3 separate regions of the Homo sapiens genome follow, and regions 2 and 3 are each linked to region 1. Evidence: chromatin contacts called from ENCODE Hi-C or POLR2A ChIA-PET data. All regions are on one chromosome and are shown on one strand. Each heading gives the region's core, a stretch centred on a gene start or an enhancer-like site at or near the end of the contact. The rest is flanking DNA. Distances are from core to core; before and after follow the strand shown. Region 1 overlaps TULP4 (TUB like protein 4). Region 2 has its middle 41 kb from the start of TULP4. Region 3 has its middle 68 kb from the start of TULP4.

What was found. Hi-C counts contacts between places; a loop is a spot of excess contacts on that map. ChIA-PET counts read pairs that join two places held with the same protein, here RNA polymerase II (POLR2A). Pooled maps may share reads with other maps.
Region 2: a pooled map shows a loop between it and region 1 (8-fold over the local background). The contact joins two enhancer-like sites. A Hi-C loop is called at or near these places in 7 of 50 pooled maps. POLR2A ChIA-PET finds 5 or more read pairs at or near these places in 8 of 52 experiments (Panc1, RWPE1, T-cell and 3 more).
Region 3: a loop to region 1 is called in a pooled map, with 3 times the contacts of the local background. The contact joins two enhancer-like sites. A Hi-C loop is called at or near these places in 2 of 168 maps with a recorded cell type or tissue (IMR-90 and K562), 1 of 37 single-sample maps with no recorded cell type and 10 of 50 pooled maps. POLR2A ChIA-PET finds 5 or more read pairs at or near these places in 4 of 52 experiments (B cell, HEK293T, MCF 10A and 1 more).

What each region holds. Positions count from the first base shown.
Region 1 is chr6:158,357,540-158,360,239 of GRCh38, forward strand. The region is part of intron 1 of TULP4 (TUB like protein 4); the gene reads left to right. Among named protein-coding and RNA genes, the nearest start is that of SNORA116, 36 kb to the left of the region's middle. RefSeq lists an enhancer at 139-388. Within about 2 kb of position 1,397, at least 6 of the 41 ENCODE cell types and tissues checked have a DNase peak (open chromatin) inside an H3K27ac peak, as active enhancers do.
Region 2 is chr6:158,269,972-158,272,794 of GRCh38, forward strand. It overlaps a transcript of TULP4 not described here. Among named protein-coding and RNA genes, the nearest start is that of TULP4, 41 kb to the right of the region's middle. Within about 2 kb of position 1,305, at least 4 of the 41 ENCODE cell types and tissues checked have a DNase peak (open chromatin) inside an H3K27ac peak, as active enhancers do.
Region 3 is chr6:158,242,763-158,245,462 of GRCh38, forward strand. It overlaps a transcript of TULP4 not described here and the pseudogene SRP72P2. Among named protein-coding and RNA genes, the nearest start is that of TULP4, 68 kb to the right of the region's middle. RefSeq lists an enhancer at 161-210. Within about 2 kb of position 1,314, at least 2 of the 41 ENCODE cell types and tissues checked have a DNase peak (open chromatin) inside an H3K27ac peak, as active enhancers do.

The DNA.
Region 1 (2,700 bases), core at 147-2,646:
TTCCATTAGATGAGTAGGAAGAGAGCTGTGCTTTCTGCTGTTGTTTTTACTGGCTGGTGAAGCTATACCTTTGCTCTGATGTTATACCCAGAAAGGGAATCGTCTCCTGAAACTTGAAGTGTTCCTCTGATGCCGAGGCCTGGCCTTCCCTGAGGGATTGCCCCAAGGTCCCTACACCAGTGCTGGCCCAGGCTTGCCCTCTCCAGTCACTCTGGTTTGTTGTCAGGCAGAGAATTTTCACTTTCATCTTTGCTGCTGACTTCGCCCTCTCACCTCTTAATTTTTTTTCTTTGTAAAATTTAGGACCTTAGTTACGTGTCGTATTGAGAAAGCATAGATGACTGAAGATCCATCAGGCTTGGAGTCTTCATTACATACTTAGTAAGGAGGTGAGGTTGGGTGTGACGCTCATTCTTCTGGACCCAGTGTCCTCTTCTGTGAGCAAAGGATTGTGGTTGTGTCTGCCCTGACACATAGGAGTGCTCTGTGGGTTAACTCAGAACAGAAGTGGGACTCTGAACATTTTAAAGCAGCACACACATTAGTTGTTTTTAATGTTACTAATCCAGAGAAGACCTTTCAACCTTTCAGGACTTTTCATGCTTCTCAAGATCGGTTTCTCAGAATGTTCTCTGCAAAACCATGCAGGGGTGCAAGTGGAAGGAGGGAGAGAGTCCTTGGACCTGAGAACCTCTGAGATTTACAGACTTTGTTAAGATAATGAAACAGCTCTGTGAACTATTCTTAGAGAAAAGTGATTCTGTGTGTAAATTTTAAGTGTACTTGGTGATATTATGCTCAGAATACTCTATTCTCACCCTACTGAGGTATTTTATTTATTTAAACAAACCCATCAGTCCTTGTGGTATATTTACTTAGCACTTTATTTAATTGAATTGCTTCATTTGGGAAAACTTACCGACTCATATGGATTTATGCCTTGTTTGGGGCAGTTAGCCCTTGAGGGTGAAGTATTTCTCAGTGTCACTGTGCATAACAGAGATATTAATAATAAATGAATTTGTTAGTTCTTGCAGTAAAACAAGTATCCTCTATAGGCTGGTTACATCCCACATCTATTTAGCATTGGTATAAAAAGACATATGAGAAACGGTTCTGCACTCAAAGAGCTCTTACTTGAGGGCCAGAGACATGCTTGTAAGGCAGTAATGTACAAATCATGGAAAACTCTAGTGTGATAACTTAGCAGAAAATGCTTGTTTTGATGATATCAGAGAACCCATTTCAAAAGCAGTAACATTTGATTTGAGTCTTGATAGGTAACGAGGTTTCCTGACTAAAGAACAGGAGACAAGTGCTGTCTGCCCAGGGTATTTGTAGAGGGTGTGAGAAGACCAGCAGCTGGTGGTGGGTGGGGCTGGAGGGCTGAGATTAGAGACAGGCTGGGCCACACCGGGCAGCATGTGCCAATCTAAGCCGTTTCAGCTTTCTCCTGGGCAGTGGTCAGCCATGTACATTACATGCATGCTTCCCTTCACTACATGTTCTTTTATATTGAATAAGGAGGAATGTGTAATACATTAAGATAGCCTTCATAGGAAGATTCTGCCCCTAATTTGTTGTTTATGTGACTTTCTATGCCAGCCACCCTCCCCTCTTCCTCTTACCTAGAAAAGAAATGGGTGTCCACTTCGTTTACAGTGGTCTCTACTGATGGAATTTGGGAGAAACACCCCCTTTTGAAAGGAAAAAAAAATCGTTCTTTGCCAATTACTGCTGTGTACCTTCCTGGTTATATTCTCAAAGGAAACTAATGTCATCTTGTATTAGGGTACTCTAGAGGGACAGAATTAATAGGACAGATGTATGTTAAAGGAGAGTTTATTAAGGAGTATTAACTCACACGATCACAAGGTGGGGTCTCACAGTAGGCCATCTGCAAGCTAAGGAGCAAGGAAGCCAGTCTGAGTCCCAAAGCTGAAGAACTTGGAGTATGATGTTTGAGGGCAGGAAGCGTCCAGCACGGGAGAAAGATGGAGGCTTGGAGGCTAAGCCAGTCTAATCTCTCCACGTTCTTCTGCCTGCTTTTTATTCTGGTCACGATGGCAGTTGATTAGATGGTGCCCACCCGGATTGAGGGTGGGTCTGCCTCTCCGAGTCCACTGACTCAAATGTTAATCTCCTTTGGCAGCACCCTCACAGACACACCCAGGAACAATAGTTTATATCCTTCAGTCCAATCAAGTTGACATTGAATATTAACCATCACACAACTGAAGCTGGTAAATTAAAAAAATTTAAAACTCCCAGAATTTATCTTCTCTTCCCAGTTGAATAGGCCTTGGTACGAATTTTAGACGGCTTCTTTGACAGACTTTTCTGTGGGCCTGTCCCTGTGGACTGGCTTTCTGTCTGTTCTGCTCTTGCCCATTCACTTATTCATATCCTTTGTAACTCTGAAGGGCATCTGCCCTTGACTCTGGCCTTGGGGGACTTGGTGAATGTAGGGCCCATCTGGGCTAAGGGTCAGAGTTAAGTCTTCTGATGTTGGTAAAATAAGACAGTTGAAGCCTTCCCCCCTTCCCTTTTATGCCTCCAAAAAAAAAAACCAAACAAACAAACAAGGAAAAAAAAAAAGTGAGGCTAGAGTAACTATAAATAACACAAATTAACAGATTTCATGCCAGCACAATGTGCCTGTTGGCCAAGAAGCAGCACTTCTTATAGCTCCTGTATGGC
Region 2 (2,823 bases), core at 55-2,554, 88 kb before region 1:
GATCTAGGAAAAAACAAAAACACTGAGTTTTTGAAAAGGCTAATTGTTTTAAAGTTAAATAGTAAGTGTCAAATGTACAGCATTCATATCTATTAAATATACGTTAATTCTACTCTGTAGCAGTAAGACCCTTTCCTATCCAGGCAGTATAATTAGATCTTCTATATATCTTTAATAGCCTTCTATTTATCTTAAGAACTCTGGCTTAATTTTCTCTTGGATTATTATAAAGTCTTCATTATTGAGATATTTTTGTCAGTAAATTGTCCTTACTTGGTCCAACTTGGAGCTCTCTTTCTTTGTTTTGCTCTTGCATCATCATCTGAAGACCCTACCTTGGCTTTATCCTGCCAGGGACCGGTCATTCCAGCAAGATTCTCTCAACTCTGCTCCACAGCACTTTTTTGGCTCTTGATTACAGGATTTACCTTGTAGTATTGAAGTTGGTTTATTTTGCCCATCTTCTCTCACTGTGTAGGGTGCTTCTCGGGGCTAGGGACTGGACTTCGATGAGTTTTGCATTGTCAGCACCCGGCCTGTTCGGCCTGTGGTGGGCACTCACTAAGTGTCTCTGGTACCGGGGCCGGTGATGGGCACTCAGTTAGCGTCTCTGGCCTGAGTGTTGCTTGGCTGCTTTCCTGGTTTGACACTGCACTTTAGACTATTGCAGCTAAAATTAACACACATCATCTGTTGATGTGATGCTTGCCTCCTTTTAAGCTTTTCTCAAGCTTTCAAAATTTCTTCCTGAAGTTTTTCCTTCACAGATGAAATTGCTCCTGAATTAGAGGTGATTTACTCCAGGCTTCCTTGTGCTTAAATGTGGCAACTTTCAAGGCTGCCTTCATTTTTGCCTCAGAGTTTATAAAGCAGCTTAGTGTGAATAGATGCTGTAGGGCCGGGCACAGTGGCCCATGCCTGTAATCCCAGCACTTTGGGAGGCTGAGGCAGGTTGATCACCTGAGGTCAGGAGGTCAAGACCAGCCTGGCCAACATGGTGAAACCCTGTCTCTATTAAAAATACAAAAATTACCCAGGCATGGTGGCAGGTGCCTATAATCCCAGATACATGGGAGGCTGAGGCAGGAGAATGGCTTGAACCCAGGAGGTGGAGGTTGCAGTTAGCCGAGATCGCGCCACTGTACTCCAGCCTGGGTGACAAAGTGAGACTCTGTCTCAAAAAAAAAAAAAAAAAAAAGATGCTGTACTGAGTTTATTTAATATAAGCAGTTTTATGTTAGTCACTGCTCTGTTGAGTTTTGTTTCATTTTCAATTGTTGCTTCTCATGTGGTAATGAAGAAAGCATTTAAAGGCCAAGTTAAGTGGGTGCCTAACCAAAATAGGTCCAGCTTCCTCAAGTTGTGTCATGACTTGTTGATGAGGAGGAAGGGCAAGGAGACATCTAACTCTCACAGGCTTTGTCTCTTGTAGCTCAGATAGGGTTTCTTTAATCCATTTTAGAATTTTTTTTTTTTTTTTGAGATAGGTTCTTGCTCTGCCACCCAGGCTGGAGTGCAGTGTGCCATCATAACTTGCTGCAGCCTCAAACTCCTGGGCTCAGGCGATCCTCCCACCTCAGCCTCTGAGTAGCTGGGGCTACAGGCGGGTCACCACATTTGGCAAATTTTTAAATTTTTTGTAGAGATGGGGTCTCACTCTGTTCCCCAGGCTAGTCTCAAACTCCTGAGTTCAAGCCATCCTCCTGCCTTGGATTCCCAAAGTGCTGGGATTACAGGCATGAGCCACCACGCCTGGCCCCACATTAAAAATTTTGAAACGGTAGCTTTGATTCAGGTGTAACTGTCCTCCTAAAGAAAAATAAAATGTTCTGAGAAGTTTTAGTTTAAAGTTGGAAAGCACTGAGAATAAATCTGTTTTGGGGGAAACATTGAAATGCTACGTTTGAAAATCTGTAGAATTTGCTTCAGGTGAGACAAAGGATGGGGTAAGTCATTGAAAGGACTCACTGGGACACATGTGCAGTGGAGGGTTTAAAAGTATTTGCGGAAAAATATTTAGAACGTTTAATTTCTAAATTAGAAATGTATGAGTGAATTTAGGGGGAAGGGGCTGGTTAAGTACCCAGGGATTGGTTCCACAGTTGCTGAGCATACACTGTCACCAAGTCAGATGTGGCTACTGTCCTCGGGGAGGTGACAGGTAGAGGAGAAAGCCTTATCCACTAGGTTTTAATTCAAGGTGCCAAGGACCATGTGATGTGGCAACAGGTGCATTTCAAGCATAAAGAGGTGGAATTTTTCAGTTGGGAATTACCAGTGGTCACCAATGTTTTTATCATCAGATTCTTTTTATATTTTCTTTCTTCCTCCCTTCCTGCCCCAATGGCTATGATCTTATTACTAGCCAAGAATTGTTGTTCAGTACAAGATAATGGTATTAATAGCTCGTATTTGTTTTTTATGCTTAATGTGAGCTGAATGAGGGAGAGGCTGGAGCTGAAGAAGAGGATCTGGCAGTGAGTGCTGTGGAACCTCAGCATCCCAGGCCAGCCAAGGCAGAGGAACAAGCAGAGGAGACAGAAAGAATCACAAGGGAGGAGGAAACTATCAGGAAGTTCCTTTAGAGAGCTTACAATTAACTCACTGAAATCCCTCCACAGCTGCCTGAGATAGGTTTTGTCATACCTCCATTTTACAGTTGGGGAAACTGAGACCTTGAGTAGTTAAGTAGCATAGCTCTAATGCAGGAAGTAGTCATTGACAGACCCAAGATTTGAAGTGAGGCTGTCAGCCTCCTGAGTTCCCCTTCTTAATCACTACTGCTTTCCAAGTTTCTAGAGTGTTTCAGTCAAAAACAAATGT
Region 3 (2,700 bases), core at 64-2,563, 110 kb before region 1:
TACCGGTTCACTTCACTCCACACAGCACAGGCACTGAAACTCCACCCTGCTGCTCACTGTCGCCCAGGCTGGAGTGCAGTGGCGCAATCTTGGCTCACTGCAACCTTCGCCTCCCGGGTTCAAGTGATTCTCCTTGCCCCAGCTTCCCAAGTAGCTGGGATTACAGGTGCCCACCACAACACCCGGCTAATTTTTTTGTTGTTTTTAGTAGAGACAGGGTTTCACTATGTTGGCTAGGCTGGTCTCGAACTCCTGACTTCGTGATCCGCCCGCCTCGGCCTCCCAAAGTGCTGGGATTGCAGACGTGAGCCACCGCACCCGGCCTATCATGGAAATTTTAAAACATTGCTAACAGTGGAGACTGGTGTAATAAAGCACTGTATCTTGCCCAGCTTTGGCAATTTTAAAACGTTACCAGTTTTGTTTGAGCAATACCTCTCACGTCCCTCCACTTGGATTATTTTAAAGCAAATCAAGCTGTCATATAATTTTGTCTGTAAATATTTTAGTACATGTCTCCAAAAGAAAAAGACCCCTTAAAATAATTACAATACTATTATCTTACCTTAAAAATTTTTTCTTAGTATCATCAGATATCCAATCAATACTCCTTGACTGCAGTATATATTTGTGTGTATGTATGTGTGTGTATGGGCGTGTACGTGTGTGTGTGTGTGTTTATATCATATCATATATATATATATGATTGTTTGAATTAAGATGCAAATAAGGTCCATACATTGCAGTTGGATGGTTTAAAGTCTCTTTTAACCTATAGGTTCTCTATCTTTTTTTTTCTTTGCAACTCTTTATTGAAGAAACTGAATTTTATTCTTTGCATCCTTGTAATGTAAAATATGTTATTTTATTTCTTGTGTTTCCTGTACATTGGTAGTTCATTGTAGAGGCTAAATCAAAAGAATCCAATTTTATTTTTTTGTGAGGGCAGGATTATTTTCATCAGGAAGTCTTCTTTCTTTCTTTTTGTGATACTAGCAACCATTCTTGAATGTTAACTTGGTCTATGAGTTCAGGAGGGATTACAATATGGTTACATCCTGTCATTTAGTTATTAGCTGAAATAGGTGTGTGTGTGTGTGTGTGTGTGTGTGTGTGTGTGTGTGTAGAAATTCTCCTTTGTCAATTATTTGGTTACCTTGAGGTATAGAGTGTATAGGAAGGGTTTGAAAAGTGTCTGATTATTTCCCTTGATTTACCAGTTTTCAAAGTTATGATTTGGTCCCCTAGCATCCTCCAGTGGTGATGGTTGAGGGTTTTAAATTTTTTCGCATAACATTATGAACGCCTATTTTAGCATACGTGGTGTGTTTCAGTCCATTGCAGTTACTGTCCTTTCGATGCTCAAATTGCTCCCTCTTTGGGCAGTGTAGGCTTATTTAGGCTGGCACCTGAGTCCTTCTGACACGTCTCTAGTAATCTCATAGCTTCCTTGCTTTACGATATGATGAGATGTTTCAGGTTCGTCCTGTATACTTTCTGTTTCAGACATGAAATCAGAGCAGACCATTTTTAAAAGAAAAAAAACCTAAATGTGCAATAAACAAAATGTTCAGTTTTACTAGTCATTAAATAAATAGAATTCAGAGCTAAAGTAGATACCATTTGTTGTGGACTGAGTGTTTGAGTCCCCCTACCCCCGTTCATATGTTGAAGCCCTAAGTCCCAATGTGATAGTATTTGGAAGTGGGGTCTGTAGGAGGTAATTAAGGTTAGATGAGGTCATGAGTGTGGGGCCTTCATATGGGCTTAGTGTCCTTAGAAGAAGAGACACCAGGAGGCTTGCTTTTTTTCTCCCCATGTGAGCACACAGCAGGATGGCAGCTGCCTACAAGGGAGGAAAAAAAGCCTGAGAATGAAACCTACCTTGCTGGTACCTTGATCTTAGACTTTTAGCCTCCAGAACTTCGAGAAATAAATTTCTGTTGTGGCCGGGCATGGTGGCTCATGCCTGTAGTCCTAGCACTTTGGGAGGCTGAGGTGAGACGATCACTTGAGCACAGGAGTTTGAGACCAGCCTGGGCAACATAGCGAGACTTTGTCTCTATTTATTTATTTTTTATTTAAATAATAATAAAAAAACTAAAAACATAAAAGAAACAAAATAAATTTCTGTTGTTTAAGCCACTCAGTTTATGGTTTTATCGCAGCCTGAGCAGACTTAAGACAGCATTTTTCAGTGATTATGTTGGCAATATAATTTAGACACAATTTTTTTATTTTTTTGGAGACAGGGTCTTACTTTGTCACCCAGGCTGGAGTGCAGTGGTGCGATCATGCTTACTGCAGCCTGGCCTCCCAGGTTCAAGCAATCCTCCTCCCTTAGCCTTCTGAGTAGCTGGGACTACGGGCACATATCACCACACCTGGTCAATTAAATTTTTTTTTTTTTTTTTTAGGGATGAAGCCTCACTATGTTGCCCAGGCTGGTCTTGAACTCCTGGGCTCAAGGGATCCTCCTGCCTTGCCCTCCCGAAGTGTTGGGGTTACAGGTGTGAGCCACCGCACCCGGCCTAGACCCAATTTAGTCCTTTATGGATTTGAAATGATTTGGTAAAGTTTAATATAAAGTATCATGTTATGATGACTTCTGCTGTTCCTTCTCTTGCTGATCTTATTATTTGGGCATCTCCTGGTGTGGAAAGGGAATGATAAGGATGATGGTAATTCTCGGTGCTGGTG